Linked DNA regions of Mus musculus: region 2 is linked to region 1. A link is a loop called in an ENCODE intact Hi-C map of the cell type or tissue named here. Cell type or tissue: left cerebral cortex. All regions are shown on one strand.

Region 1 (2,500 bases):
TCTGTTGTCTGCCACGCAGAGTTGTTTACAAAATAGAGAACAGAACTGCCCTTATGTTTCCAGATTCTCTGACAAAACTCGCGAACTAGTTGTTCACGTTCAGAGCTGTGCACAGAAGAGGCAAAGTACCTTTTACTTCTGAGATCCCAGGGCTGGTCCCTTGTTCCCTTGTAGGGAAGAGAATGCCTTCAGAACAAACAGCCAGTTCAAATCTAAGGAGCAGAAGCAAGCAAGGGTACTTTGGAGGAACCCTAGCCAATGGACAGTGTGATACTCGGGTGCTTCCCAAGAGCCTGAAACGTGGGCAGGGTCAAAATCAGGACTGGGTGCCTAGGTGGAAGGTGGGAGGGACTGGATGAGGGGTGGGACATGGAGAGCAGACTGCCCACACGAAGAACTTCAGAGATTCCAGGAGTCTCTGAACCTTGTGCTTGTTAGTAAGAGTCACGATGCCTAGGCCAGGCGGGACAGCCGAATAGGTATGTTTAGGGCTGAGCCTATCCACCATGTGGTGTCCTGAAAAGCTTAGACGAGAATGTCCCCTGAAAGACCCCAATGTACCTAATATTTCTCATTCTTGGTAAATTCTGTGTCAGAAAGTAGCAAACTAATACTTTATGCTTTGCAAAGTATAAACATACTGTATCTTTAATCTTTTTTATTTTCCAAACAACTCTATAGCGCAAGAAAGGAGGAACACGCTAAGTCTTGGTTACCTATTCTGATCTCATTCTCTGGCCCCAGGGGCCAAGGGGCCCCAACCCACAGCTCCGCAAAAGGAAGGACTCCCTGGATTTTCTTAGGACCAGGTGGGATTTGGTGCACAAACTGGAGGCTTGCTCTGGGATCTCCAAAGGCCCGGGTAAAAACATATTTAGGCACAAAGATCACGGGTACCCGAAGAGCAAGCGGTGACACCCTATCCAGGCACTCAGACCCGGGGACCCTAAATATTGAAAGGGCGCGTGGCAGGCAGGGACAAGGATGTGCGTGCGCCCTCTGCCGCTTTTCCCTTGCGTCTGCCGCTTCGGGCGGGGCGGCTCGCGTGCTGGGGTGGGGCTTTCCTTCTCTAGTCTGAGGCCAGGTCCCAGAGATGAGAGAGCTGACAGCTCCTGGCCTCCGCGGCTCCCTCAGCGGGCGCGCCCGATCTTCTGCGCCCCGCCTGCCCCGGGTAAGTACTCTTGGACTTCACGGGGCTCTCTGGTCTTTGCCTCTGCTGTAGCCACTCTGAGATTGTCCAGCTTGGTCTGGGGCCCCTTCTGCTACACATTTTTGCATCTGGAGGGTCCAGAATTGCTGAAAGTGATGGGCACTCCAGGGGCTTCTCTCTTGGCATCAGACCTTTGAGGGAAGCCAGTCAGGTTCTTCAGTTTTGAGGAGTCAGTTTTCTCTTGACTTGGGTATCCTGTCCCCAAACTCCTTCACTCCCGAAAATGAGCCAGGGAATACCTGTCCCGCATTGGAGAGTCCTTTTGCCTTGGACCTAATGTCTTTTAGAAGTTTTTTGCAGATGATGGCAAGGGGGCTCCTCACAGGCCGCCTTAGCTATCCCTGGGACTGGAGCACCACGGGCACAGCCAGCGAAAGTGGCGCAGTAGCAAGCCCTTTCATGGAGATCAGAGGGCAGTAACAAGGGATTCACGCTTTGGAGGGACTTCCACCATTCCGGGAATTGTCCAATTAGTGGCACCAGAAATATTTGCCTTCTCCAATTTTGAGAAGCAGAAAATTACGGTGTATGGCTTCTTTCAGAAAGAGACAGGACCCTGGTGTTGCTGAAAATCTTAGTGGTACAAACCCTGGAGTCCTCGGCCTTGTGTTGCTTCCCCAGTCCCAGTTGGAGAGCTCTCTCTATTGGGGACAACTCTCGTTCCCCTCCCGGGGCTTCTCCTGGAAGGAGGTTCAGGCTTTGCACAGTTCTAGTACAAGGGTCCCCCCACCCTCCAAAAGGTCTATTTTTTGCAGCTGTTTCTACGGTTTGGATTCATGAGATCTTTCTCACTTTGGCTACCCTTGTCCGGGGTGCGAGGTGTAACTTGGCTCCTCAGGACTGTATCCAGCTAAACTTAGAGGCTCAACTCTAGGAGAAGCTTATGTGTACACCTTGGGTGATACCCCAGAGCTTGGGGGTACTGTACAGTGTAATTTAACTTCTCCTAGCCTGATCAAGGAACTCATAGTAGGAGACACTCTAGGCCTCAGAGTCTGGTTCACTTTTGCCCATCATGGGGAGTGGCCTGCCTTGGTATGAGACCCTGACGCAGTGAGCAGTGGCTGTCTTTTTTCATGAGCAGGGGCATGGCCAAGTGCTGATTATTCCAGACTAGGATACCTACTGAGCTAATCCAGCAGCCCTGTGAGGTGTCTATTGCCAACCATCTGATGATATTGTAATAGACCATTTGACTGTGTCTGTGCAGAACTGGCAGTATTTGTGTTCAGAACTAGTATATTCTTTCTACCTTGTGTTCCCAGTAACCCAACATGGCCTCAGGGTTAT
Region 2 (2,500 bases), 570 kb after region 1:
CCTCTGGTACCCGAACATTTGTGTGGATATTACATGAGATAGTAAGAACAGAGACTTCCTCTTGGGGTACTTTAGAGCAAGATCTGACTTAGATTTGAAATCTCCCTCTTTCTCCCTGAATCTTCTGTCTGTTCATAGTCTGCAGTGTGTCTCTAGTTTGTTTGTTGTCTGTGTTTGACTCTGTTGTTGGTCCCTAAAAATGCCTTTGACCTTTATTTACTGAACACCACAGAAAACATGTTATGAAAAAGGAATGAGGAGCCCTTTTTAAAAAACAGAAATATTTAACAGAGGTTTACAAGAGAAGTTTCTTTACTGGTCCAGGACCGCACTAGAAACCTCACACTGATGCTATCAACCTACATCCACATGCTGCTTTCAACACTTATGTGATATTTGTTGCCTTTAAGGTTGATTTAAGTCTGTTGGTTACTTTCAGCAAATAATCAATTACCCCACCCCAACCCCCCCTCCATTCTGGGTCAAAGCATGGAAGACTACATTATTTAAAAGTAAAGTTATACATGTAGCTTTGGTTGTAAAAGTTGATTACATGGAGAATTTAAGGCATGGTAAGGTTGGTTACATTGTTTTTCTGAAGACATGTTATGCTTAAACTGGTTGAATACATAGTAGAACAGCAGATAGAATATACAATTTTAAATTACCTCAAGGTCTATTATCAACTTAGTTGCAAGGTTTGGAAAATGTTTAGTCTCCTCAAAGGCAAGAGGTATTTTCAGAAAAACATATTACACACACACACACACACACACACACACACACACACACACACACAATTTAAAAAAATCAACAAACTTTTTAAGCTAGTAACTTGGGCAGTCCATTTGACAAGAATTTCTCTAGGGAGTCTTCCAGTTCTAATTGCAAATGTTTCTAACTTATCTCTGGGTCTGTCACCTAATGAGAGACGGAAATTAGCCTGTTTGCCTCATTGGTGGCCTTTTCTTATTCTTAGTCCTAACAGCCTGCCTGATTTGTCCAAGGTGTTTTTAGGAAACAGTCGTGCAGCTATGCTGCCACCTTGTGGCCATGTTTGGAAGACATGCTTAACATAACTAGAAAAAGGGTGGGAAGAACTAGTGAGTGGTTGAAGCCAAGTCACATATGTGATATGGAACTGCACCAAGCACAAGTCACATATGTGAGATGGAACTGCACCAAGCACATTAGCTACAAGTGACTGTCATTCATCTCAGCCTGCACCACAGAGAAATGCCCAGGATGCACAAGGTGGATGGAGAGAAAGTCTGTAATACAAAAGTGAAGTTTAAAATATTTATTACATATTTATTTATTTATTTATTTATTTATTTATTTATTTATTTATTTATTTACTCTGTGTGTGTGTGTGTGTGTGTGTGAGAGAGAGAGAGAGAGAGAGAGAGAGAGAGAGAGAGCATGTACATGTGACACAGCTCAAGTGTGGAGGTCAGAGGACAGCTAGCTGGAATCAATTCTCTCTTTTACAGAGTGTGGAATTGAGATTTTCATTTATGCTGAGATGGATGATAATTCTTTCTTTCTTCTCTTTCCTCACATTTGATAGGAAGGCCAAGGTTTGAGCTTCTTCATGTTCTGCCGTAGATAAAGTGATCTAAACTGGAGAGAGACAACTCAGGGTTAGGCTTAGGGAAGGATGCCAGCCATATCTGAGCATTTATACTTTAGTAATTTTGCTGCCGAGAAGTCATCTGCTTTCAAGGTTTTTCTTAAACTTGAGCTTGGGGTTTTCAGAGCCAGAGGAGGAACATCACGTAAGCAAGAATGCATTTGCACTATTTCGGGGACCTTGTTTCAGGATTTCTTCTGAGGACCACCAACTCAACAAGGTCACCATAAGCCAAGCCAAACAGCAAAAATATCAGAAAGTGTGACCACTGAGCTCCCAGTATCCTTTCCCCGTCCTGTAGGCAAGTCTGTGGACCATTTTCTTGATTAATGACTGATGATATAGAAGAGCCCAGTTCTCTGTGGGTGGTGCTACCCTGGCCAGGAGGTCCTGGGATGTATAAGAAAGTAGTCTGAACAAACCATGAAGAACAAGACAGTAAGTAGTGTTCCTCAATGGCCTCTGCTTCAGTTCCTGCCTGCAAGTTCCTGCCATGGCTTCCCCTGACAATATATTGTAACGTATAAGCCAATTAAGCTCTTTCCTCCCTGTAATGGCTAATCTTGGTTGTCAACTTGACTATATCAGTTGCTCATCCATCCTTCTGCAGAGGCATTCCTTAGCTACTTTTGCCGACCTGGGAATACTATCAGTTGCTCTCACTTTTGGGGTGTTCCTCGTAGCTCAAAGCTCTGAACCTTCATGGAATCAGGATGTAGAACTCGTGGCGCCATCTCTAGCACCATGACACACTTCCTGCCATGACAGCAATGGACTAAATCTTTGAAACTATAAGCCAGCTCCAATGAAATGTTTTCTTTTATAAGAATTGCCCTCGTCATGGTGTCTCTTCACATCAATAAAAGT

Evidence for each region. Peaks named below come from ENCODE experiments on the same cell type or tissue, not always from the same donor. Only the 100,000 strongest peaks of a DNase experiment are listed, where the experiment ranks them.
Region 2: a loop joins it to region 1, with 3 times the contacts of the local background. A loop is called at or near these places in 11 of 42 quality-filtered maps.

Annotation. Positions count from the first base shown.
Region 1 is chr13:74,290,902-74,293,401 of GRCm38, reverse strand. Ahrr (aryl-hydrocarbon receptor repressor) reads left to right here and starts at 1,071. Exons shown (of 11, transcript NM_009644.3): 1 at 1,071-1,171. In left cerebral cortex, a CTCF peak has its summit at 997; a DNase peak (open chromatin) is centred at 1,024; H3K4me3 peaks cover 486 bases.
Region 2 is chr13:73,717,024-73,719,523 of GRCm38, reverse strand. No RefSeq gene overlaps it. Among named protein-coding and RNA genes, the nearest start is that of Slc6a19, 17 kb to the right of the region's middle. In left cerebral cortex, a CTCF peak has its summit at 1,043 (motif pointing left); a DNase peak (open chromatin) is centred at 1,045.